Regions from separate parts of the Homo sapiens genome. Here region 2 is linked to region 1. A link is an interaction called in ENCODE POLR2A ChIA-PET data of the cell type or tissue named here. Cell type or tissue: MCF 10A. All regions are shown on one strand. Links, peaks and the distances in the headings refer to the core of each region. The heading gives the core; the rest is flanking DNA. Region 1 overlaps SLC7A8 (solute carrier family 7 member 8). Region 2 overlaps BCL2L2-PABPN1 (BCL2L2-PABPN1 readthrough).

The links. Peaks named below come from ENCODE experiments on the same cell type or tissue, not always from the same donor. Only the 100,000 strongest peaks of a DNase experiment are listed, where the experiment ranks them.
Region 2: POLR2A ChIA-PET joins it to region 1 with 5 read pairs; 8 of 35 experiments call an interaction of 5 or more read pairs at or near these places.

The regions. Positions count from the first base shown.
Region 1 is chr14:23,169,454-23,174,834 of GRCh38, reverse strand. All of the region lies in intron 1 of SLC7A8 (solute carrier family 7 member 8), which reads left to right. Among named protein-coding and RNA genes, the nearest start is that of SLC7A8, 12 kb to the left of the region's middle. RefSeq lists an enhancer at 2,300-2,801. In MCF 10A, for the core only: no CTCF peak of the experiment used is centred there; DNase peaks (open chromatin) are centred at 424 and 2,534.
Region 2 is chr14:23,314,678-23,320,058 of GRCh38, reverse strand. All of the region lies in intron 3 of BCL2L2-PABPN1 (BCL2L2-PABPN1 readthrough), which reads right to left. Among named protein-coding and RNA genes, the nearest start is that of PABPN1, 4.1 kb to the left of the region's middle. In MCF 10A, for the core only: no CTCF peak of the experiment used is centred there; no DNase peak of the experiment used is centred there.

The DNA.
Region 1 (5,381 bases), core at 269-5,268:
CAGAGCATGGAGGACCATGCCTTCTTTCCCCTTCCAGAACGCGTCTACAGAGCAGGCCCCCAGATCCCTTCTCCCTGGAGATCTGGAAATGGCAAACTGCAGGCTCCTCTCTGCTGCAGGAGTGGGAGCAGCTGGACATAGGATTCAGAATTATTCCACATTTTAACAAACACTCACCGAGCACATTATATTCTAGGCCTTGTCCTGAGCACTGGTGAATTTTATTTCTAGGAGGCAAAATAATCCCTCAAGTCTATTTTAAGCTGTTTTATTTATAGAATGAGTGAAGTTTGAGCTGAAAAGCTCTATTGATCACATCTCATCCCTCATCTTTGTCACAGTCACATGTCTTCCCATTGGTTTGCTCCCTGCTTTAAATATCCTCAGCATTAGCAGTGACATCACTTCTGGGGAGAAGGTTTCACAATGTCTGAAGGTGGACCAGGCAACCTCACACTGAACTGCACATTGCAAAAGCAGATTACTCAGAAAGAGTACCACTGCTGCAGAATTATTACTTTTCTCATCTGTCTCCACGTTTTAAAGGTGCTTGTTTGTACATTTAGGAAATGCACAAATACTTCAGTGCTTTTTAAGAGTACAGTTCTGCAGAGAGTGTTTAGTAAGCAGCTGATAAAGACAGGTCAGGTTGACTTAAGGTGGTATTTGGACCCTGATATTGAAAGCAGAAAGTTTAGAGTGAATTTTTCCATGATTTGCATCGGCATGCCATAGACTGGGAGGAACCACTGATTAGAAAAAGATGGGCTTTAGAGATAGTCTTAAGTTTGCAAACCGCTTCCCTATTTACAATCTTTGTAATCTTGAGCAAGCTAATTATCAGTTTACTTAGCTGTGCAATGGAAGTTTCTTGTGGAGTATTTAAACAAAGCTGGCCAGGTGGGGTGGCACATACTTGTAATTCCAGCACTTTGGGAGGCTGAGGTGGGAGGATCACTTGGATCCAGGAGTTCAAGACCAGCCTGGGCAACACAGTGGGACCCTGCCTCTACAAAATATTTAAAAATTAGTCGGGTGGGGTGGCACACGCCTGTGGTCCCAGCACTAGGGAGGCTGAGGTGGGAGGATTGCTTGAGCTTGGGAGGCAGAGGTTGCAGTGAGCTGTGATTGTGCACTCCAGCCTGGGTGACAGAGTGAGACCTTGTCTCAAAAAAAAAAGTAAAAATTTAAAAAATAAAACAAAGCCCTTGCACTCCTTTAACTCGAGGAGAGAAAGAAATGAATATTTATTGGAAGATACCAGAGTGCATCAGTATGTTGTAGAATGGGGGGAACCATTGATGATTAGTGGTTCCCACCCCCAACTCACAAACTCAATAATTTTGGTTCTGAAATTTCAGTTGGACTGATCCAGTAAGAAGACTGACCATTTCAGGCCAAGTCTGATCTGCTTAGCAACCAGCTGGTTGCTTTTCCTTTTCTCTTTGCTGAGCTGAGTCTACTCACTCATCAGCATCAGTCTGACACTCCCCTCTCCCAGGAAGACTTTTCTGAACAGCCCATGCCAGTGATTTTTTTTCCACCCATTAAAATCTTGCCATATATTGCAATAGCCCTCATGCAGCTTCTGCTCTGCGTGGTGGTATCAGTTCTGTGTCTGTGCACATGTGTCTTCCCTTTCCACACAGTTCCTTGAAACCAGGCACTGTGTCTCACTTTCACATCCTATAACCTAGTACATGGTGAGTATTGAATAATAGCAGTCAGTCAAAAACAAATCATTATTCAAGATTGCCTCACAACGATGTGAATATACTTAACACTGCTAAACTATAGACTTAAAAATGGTTAAGATGGTAAATTTTGTTACGTGTCTTTACCACAATGAAAATTTTGTTCTGTTTAAAAATGAGTTATTCCCATGAATACTACATTTTTGGGCTTAGCTTTAAAAAAAAAAATCATCCAGGCTCAAATTTGAAAGGGATTAGAGCTTAACCAAAAGTAACAGTGCTGAGGTTGAGAAGCCCTGTTCTACCTTCAAACTTCAATGAAGCCCAGATACTTTGTTGTGGGAAGCTATCCTGTCTATTGTAGGATGTTTAGCAGTGTTACTGGCCTCTGCACACGAGGTGCTGGTAGCTCTCCCACCCTCATTGTGACAACCAAAAGTGTCTCCAGATACGGCCAGCTGTCTTCTTGAGGTGGTAGACAAGTTGTTCTCAGTTGAAAACCACCAAGGAAGACAAAGCCTCTCACTGTGGATGCCTGGCTCCCCAGTTGGGCCGGGAATGCTGGAGGCAAGATGTGGGTCCTTCATGGGCTTATTTGAGGGCGCAACACTCAGCCCCCCACCACCCCCAGGCTACGATGCCTGTCTTTCAGTAGCTGGTAGTTGGCTCCATCCGTTTCATTAAAAGTCCATGTGTGAACAAGTGTTTCCCAATTACCTCCCAAAACAAGCATGTACAGAGTGGGCGCTCAATAAATACCTTTTGAGATGCAATTACCTGCTGCCCGCCCACCTGCGGCATCTACAAATTACACCTAGACCAGCAGACAAATGACTCAGAGAATGTTTCACAGTCCTGGCTGTACAGTGCTGTTTTGGAGCCAAGCCTCCAAAGCAAGTCCATTGAATTCTTCTAGGGCTGGTCTCTGTCCCTACTGCTACAAATCCTAGCCATTCCTTACATTTGTTAGCGTTTCACAAATCATAAAGTGCCTCACATGTAACCTCTCCCTTGATTCCCCACAACAACCCTGTTGAGGTAGGCAGGGCAGGAACAATTACTCCCATTCTGCAGATGAAGAGACTGATTTTCAGAAAAATTCAGGTCACATAGCAAAGCAGGGACAAAGTTTCTCCTCCAGCTCTAAGTCTAGTGCCCTTTTCATGCTTTCAATAAGAAATCCAGAAGAGCAGTGTTCTGCAGTGACTTCCACATCTCAATCTGCAGAAGATGTTGACTCCTCAGGGCATGTGTCAGAGTCTTGACCTGCTACCACCCCTGAGGAGCTGTTTGTACAGTCCCGATGGGAAAGTGTAAACAGGGTGAGAGGCATGGTGAGCTTCCAGGCCTGGCGTGAAGATCAAAGCCTGGGCCCCACATGCCAGACCTGCTTTCACGCTGTTCCCTTAGTCCTGAAAAGCTCTGAGATCCTCTCAGCCACTTTGTGGAAGAAACACAAAGCAGGTTCACCTAGCTTTCTCTGGACATCATGGAAATGGCCAAAACCTCGAAGCCCCAGGAGGAGGCTGTGGCTAGATTTCAAGGCTAGCATGAGTAAGGAAGGCCAAAGCCTTTTGGATCTGAGGGTCTGTTGGGCATCAGAACTCTGTAATTCTATGCCTTAGGAAATTCTTTGATGGCTGTAACATTCTCGTGTGGACAAGCCTAGATGTGAGTAATGCTTTAATGGGAGTCACATGGGTATTGGTCTACAGATGGGGGAGTTAGTGATTATTCACGGCAAATGTGGGTTTTCTCAATTCCGGCAATTTTTCTAGTGAAGACTTGCCCATTGAGACAACATGGCTCCTTTTTAATGAAATGATTTGCTTGGTTTTTCTTTGACAGAACAAGCCAAACTGGGTTTCATTGTCCAGGCATCCTAGAATTCATTCTTCACTAAAGAAGATCTGCGTGATAAGATGATTACTTTATTAGTTGGGGAGGATAGAAGCAGGACTAAAACTCTAACCTTGAGTACCTCAGCAATACCAGACGGATGTGCGTCTCATTCTAAGTGGCTTTACAGACAATGAGTCTAAGCTAAAACATTGGAGGAAAAAACCCACAGTAATCAACTTTCTTCCTATATCTCATCAAGAAACGTGTGTTGGCCGGGCAGGATGGCTCGTGCCTGTAATCTCAGCACTTTAGGAAGCCAAGGCAGGAGGATCACTTGAGGCCAGGCATTCGAGACCAGCCTGGGCAACATAGTGAGACCCCCTCCCCCCATCGAAAAACATAAAAATTAGCTTTGTATAGTGGCACACACCCATAGTCCTAGCTACTTGGGAGGCTGAAACAGGAGGATCACTTGAGCCCAGGGGTTTGAGGCTGCAGTGAGCTATGATCACACCACTGCACTCCAGCTTGGGTGAAAGAGTGGTGAGACCCACAGCCAAGCGTGTAATCCCAGCACTTTGGGAGGCCGAGGCAGGCGGATTGCCTGAGGTCAGGAGTTCGAGACCAGCCTGGCCAACATGGTGAAACCCCATCTTTACTAATAATACAAAAATTAGCCTGGCATGGTGGCACACGCCTGTAATCCCAGCTACTCGGGAGGGTGAGGCAGGAGAATCGCTTGAACCCATGAGGCGGAGGTTGCAGTGAGCTGAGATCGCACCACTGCACTTCAGCCTGGGTGACAGAGTGAGACTGTCTCAAAACAAAAAAAAAGAAAGAACGAAAGAAACAGAGACAGGAAGGAAGGAAGGAAGATAGGTAGGTTCATAGTCAAAGTAGAAAAGCCTTTTCCCAGTTCGTCTTTTTCAAAGCCACTCCAGGAAAGTCTCACTTAGACAGTGTCCAAGTTGAAAAGCCCAACTGGAAAAGTGTCTGTTGTGCAGTTTCCAGAGGGGAGGCAGCATGGAATCATGGAGGAAAGTCTGGACCAGGAGTCCAAGGACTTAGCTTCTCATCCAGGCCTTGCTACTTATGCAGTGCATGACTTTGATAAAGTCCCTTCACCTCTCTGAGCCTCAGTTTTTGCAATGGTAAAATAGGAATGATATGACCTGCCCTCTGCACCTAAGAAAGTACTTAGGAGATCAAGTAAGGTAATGGATATCAATGTTTTATAAATCCCCACTGAAGGTGGTACTGCAATAGAAGGAAGGAATCAGATCTGTGTTCCAACTCTTCAATAAGTGCCTCCTGTGAACCATTCCCATTGCCTATGAAGTACAGCATAGAAGACTGACCCCAGTGTATTAGGAAGACCTTTTATTATCAGGGAAAAGCTGGAGGCTGTGACAGAAGATTTAGCTTCCGGTCCAGCTACAACAAACTCACCCTATGATTTAGGCAAATAACTGCCTTTCTAGGTCTCAGTTTCTTCATCCATAAAATAGGGATAATAATACCGTCATTTTTCCCACTTGAAAAATAGGAATAATAATTGTCCTACTTTCTTCCCCTATAAATTGGAGATGGTAGGCCAGGCGCAGTGGCTCACACCTGTAATCCTAGCACTTTGGGAGGTCGAGGCGGGTGGATCACTTGAGGTCAGGAGATCGAGACCAGCCTGGCCAACATGGTGAAACCCCATCTCTACTAAAAATACAAAAATCAGCCAGGTGTGGTGGCATACACCTGTAATCCCAGCTACTGGGGAGGTTGAGGCACGAGAATCACTTGAACCTGGGAGGCAGAGGTTGCAGTGAGCCAAGATCGTGCCACTGCACTCCA
Region 2 (5,381 bases), core at 149-5,148, 150 kb before region 1:
ACATTTATTAAAAAGAAAGGAATGGCAGTGTACGTTTGCAAGAGAAATTTTTGTGGGCACACTAACCTACAGTTCGAAAGATACATATAGCCCAACCAAAAAGTTAAACAAACATGGTTGGCCGAGGGATTTGGACAAGAGAAGATCCTCATTAGCAAACCAAAAAATCAAGTGACTCATTATACCCCACTATTCCCCTCACCCCCACTTTTTCTCACAATTCCTTACCTCAAGATCTGGGGAACTTGCAGCAGAGTCACAGTCGCTTAAAATTTCACTGCAAATTACTTCATCAGCCATCTCAGCTTCAGTGATCTGGGATAACTAAAGTTGAGCACCGAAGACAAGCTCTAAATGATTGAATACCCTGGAAGAAAGGTCTTTTATACTAATCTTAACCTAATCAAGATTTGTTAATCTTATTGGTACCCAATTTAATCAAGCCAACAAAAGGAAATGTGATTTTTAAAAATGGCTTTGAATCCTATTTTTGTTGAGCGTTTGATTTTGTAATAAGCACCACTCCTTATTATTTCACTGGACTCTCACAACAACCCCACGGGGAAAGTATTTCCAAAACCATAACCTTTTTTAGGGAAAAAGAAAAAGGCTTAATGAAATGAAGAAACTTGCCTAAGTCATTGGACTAATTAGAAGTGTGCAGGGCTGGCTGGGCGTGGTGGCTCACACCTGTTATCCCAGCTCTTTGGGAGGCTGTGGCGGGAGGATCACCTGAGCCCAGGAGTTTCAGACCAGCCTGGCCAACATGGCGAAACCCCATCTCTACTAAAAATACAAAAATTAGCTGGGCATGGTGGTACATGCCTGTAAACCCAGCTGCTCGGGAGGCTGAGGCAGGAGAATCGCCTGGGCAACAGCAAGACTCTGTCTCAAAGGAAAAAATAAAAATTATATATATATTATACATAATATATATTATGTAATATATATAATAATGTGCAGGGAATTCAAAGCCAGCTTTCAAAGCTCAGATCACTACTACTATAAGGCCTGCTTTAATACATAAAAATTATGTGTGAAAAATGGCAAGACTAAATTCCAACAATAAACAAAAGTTTAAGCAAACTATAATTATATCCAAAAAAAATTATTATGCATCTCTTAAAAGGGTTACATAGTATGACAAACATGCGAAAATAATTTTGTTAAGCCAAAGAAGAATGTAAAATTGTACATAATATATAATTACAACTATATCTGATTTTTTTTAAAAACTTAGGCATGGGAGGAAAAAAGGAGCAAGAACCAGTACAATCTTTCTATTCTTTGGCAGTATATATCAAAAGCTTTTAAAATGGTGAGATTCTTAAGGCCAGGCGGAGTGGCTCACAACACTTTGGGAGCCAGATTGCTTGAGTCCAGGAGTTCAAAACCAGCCTGGGCAATATGGCAAAACCCATTCTCCACTAAAAATACAAAAATTAGCTGGGCAAAGTGGCGTGTGCCTGTAGTCCCTGCCCAGCTACTTGGGAGGCTGAGGCTACAGTGAACCATAATTGGTGCTACGTGCACTTCAGACTGGCAACAGAGTGAGACCCTGTCTCAAAAAAAAAAAAAAAAAAAGAGCCAGGTGAGGTGGCTCACGGCCTGTAATCCCAGCACTTTGGGAGGCCAAGGCAGGTGGATCACCTAAGGTCAGGAGTTCGAGACCAGCCTGGCCAAAATGGTGAAACCCTGTCTCTACTAAAAGTACAAAAATTAACTGGGTGTGGTGGTGGGCGCCTGTAATCCCAGCTAGTCAGGAGGCTGAGGCAGGAGAAAGGCTTGAACCTGGGAGGTGGAGGTTGCAGTGAGCCAAGATCGCGACACTATATTCCAGCCTGGGTGACAGAGGGAGACTCTCTCCAAAAAAAAAAAAAAAAAGTTGAGATTCTTAACCCAGTAATCCTATTTCTTATCTCTTCTAAAAATGTAATCCAATTTGTGAATAAATATTTTTTGTTTGTTTGTTTTTGTTTTGTTTTTTTTGAGACAGAGTCTCACTCCATAGCCCAACCAAGCTGGAGTGCAGTGGCGTAATCTCAGCTCACTGCAACCTCCACCTCCAGGGCTCAAGCGATTCTTGTGCCTCAGCCTCCTAAGTATCTGGTACTACAGGCGCACCACCACCAAGCCCAGCTAATTTTTTGTATTTTAGTAGAGATGGGGTTTTACCATATTGCCCACGGTGGTCTCGAACTCCTGAACTCAGGTGATCAGCCCGCCTCAGCCTCCCAAAGTGCTGGAATTACAGGCGTGAGCCACAATGCCCAGCCAGAATAAGTATTTTTATCAAAGTGAAAAAATACAGATAAAGGACCAAGTGGGCATTAAAATTACTGTACACAAGTAGAAGTAATTGTATATAGTCATTATGACTTTGAAACATTTTAACATCAAGAAAAAATGCTTGCAATATAATGGTAAGCAGAATTGCGTATACAAAATTGCATGATCATAAAAGCAGACAAACAAATACTAGAAAGAAGTATACCAAAATAGTAATTGTCTCTGGGTGACAGCATTATGATTCATTTTCTTTATAATTTTCTATGTTCTACAAATTTTCCACAATCATTATTTATTTATTTACTTGTTTATTTTGCTGCCTTTGTTGTTTGAGACAGGGTCGTTGTCGCCCAGGCTGGAATACAGTGGCATGATCACAGCCGACCACACCCTCAAACTCCTGGCTCAAGCAATCCTCCCTCCTCAGCTTCCGAAGTGGCTGGGACTACAGGTGTGCACCACTATGCCCAGCTAATTTTTTCTATTTTTGTGGAGACAAGGTCTCACTATGTTGCTTAGGCTTGTCTCAAACTCCTGGGGCTCAAGCCATCTGCCCAACTCAGCCTCCCAAAGTGTTGGGATTACAGGCATGAGACACCATGTCCAGCCCATTACATATTTATTTTTAAAAAATCACTCCAACTTTCAAACTTCTTCTACTAGGCATAATTACCTTATGAAAGAAACAAACACATTAGCTGAGTGTGGTGGCATAGTCCCAGCTAATCCAGACGCTGAGACAGAAGGATCACTTGAACCCAGGGGTTCCAGGCTGCAGTGAGCTATGATCATGCCACAATACTCCAGCCTCAGCAACAGAGTAGGACCCTGTCTCAAAAAAAGAAAAAAGCAAACATATTTAAAAGGCTATTTGAGGGACAGGTGCGATGACTCATGCCTGTAATCCCAGCACTTTGGGAGGCCGAGGAGGGTAAATCACCTGAGGTCAGGAGTTCGAGACCAGCCTGGCCAACATGGCGAAACCCCGTCTCTACTAAAAATACAAAAATTAGCTGGGCATGGTGGCGTGCGCCTGTAATCCCAGCTACTCAGCAGGCTGAGGCACGAGAATGACTTGAACCCGTGAGGCGGAGGTTGCAGTGAGCCGAGATCGTGCCACTGCACTCCAGTCTGGGCAGCAGAGTGAGACTGTCTCAAAAAAAAAAAAAAGCTTTTTGAATGGTGACTTGTAAGATCCTTCCCTATTAGTCTATAAACTGTAAAAGACAGGGAACCATCTTATATTTGTGTTCCCTTTGCCTATCACTCTGTGCTCAGTAAATGATAACTGAATGAGTCATCTTCAGTAATGAATAATCTTATTTTTTTAAAAAAGTAAAAAAATAAATGAATGAATACTCGTATTTATTATCCTGCCTGTTGTTGATGCATAGAGAATATCAAAGAGATAAGTTTTCCTCTGAGAATGAATTTTTTGAAATTTGGTATGTAATGGTGTGAGATTCACCCATTATAATTCTCTCTAAGTAATAACCTATAAACAAAGGACCATGGAGTTTTGGAAAAAGTGAAACTCCAATGATACTGTGCCCCAGAAGACGGGAAAATGTATTAATAAAAGGGAATCGGCCGGGCGCAGTGGCTCACGCCTGTAATTCCAGCACTTTGGGAGACCGAGGTGGGTGGATCACGAGGTCAGGAGATCAAGACCATCCTGGCCAACATGGTGAAACCCCGTCTCAACTAAAAATACAAAAATTAGCTGGGCGTGGTGACCTGCGCCTGTAGTCCCAGCTACTCGGGAGGCTGAGGCAGGAGAATCAATTGAACCCGGGATGCAGAGGTTGCAGTGAGCCGAGATCGCGCCACTGCACTCCAGCCTGGGCGATCTCAAAAAAAAAAAAAAAAAAGAAGAAGAAGAAGGGAATGGCTCAGTGGAGTTAAGAAAAGGAGAATTAAGTAGTAAAAATGGGTGAGGGCATTCATAGTTCTTCCCAGAAAAGTTTTCTCCCCAAACGACATAAATATTTGACGTCTTGGTAGTTTCATCCCTATTTTTATCTCCTTTCTTGAAATTTTTACAGACTACAATAATGCTCTATGATCTGGAACTACTTTGAAATTTTTACAGACTATAATAATGACCTATGATCTAGAGCTACACTTTAATATGATAGCCACTAGTCACACATGGCTACTGACCACTTGAAACATGAGTAGTCCAACTTGAGATGTGCTAAGTGTTGAATACACACTGAATTTTGAAGACTTAGTATGAAAAACAGAATGTGACATAATTCATTAATAACTGTTTAATATTAATTCCATGTTGAAATGATAATATTTTTATATACTGGGCTAAATAAAATATTAAAATTGGTTTAATAATTTCTTTTTGCATTTTAAATGAGGTTACTAGAAAATGTAAAACTACATGTGGCTTGCATTATATTTCTATTGGACAGTGCTGATGTAGAACCATGGAGTCTTTCTCCTTTACTGACCTCTGTCTTGGAGCAGACCTCAATAATCTTCTAATGTGGTCTGGTCCTGCTTACCTTGGCTCCCTAAGTTTGCCTTTGCATGGAAGTGGGGTAGCCATTTAAATGTGAAGGACCCTCTGTTGGGCTGCTTAATTTCCATCCTGCTTCGTTAACTTTTTAAAAATTTTGTACCTAAAGAACTTGTTTTCATATACTGTACTGGAAATATCTGGAAATATATGTTCATTGTCAAAGAATCAGAAAATACTGACAGCAAAAAGAACAAAATAAAAGCACTCATAAAGCCCACTATCCAGAGACAATCACTAATGATATTTTGGCATATATACTTCCTGAAAGTTTCAATATGCAAATATATATCAAGGCACACAGATATAAATATTTTAGCAAAATGGGATCATACTGTATATATTATTTTCTAATCTATTTTCTTTTTTTACCCAATTAAAAAAAAAAGACAAACATCTTCCCATGTCAATAAATATATTTTTCCAATTTTGTTTGTCATAGTTTTACCCAAAAGTCACCCTAGAAATGAGGCCTTCTCTGACCACTCAATTTAAAATTGAACTCTTACGTGTGTATATATACACACACATTCCCCTCAATGAATTATTTTTCTTTATG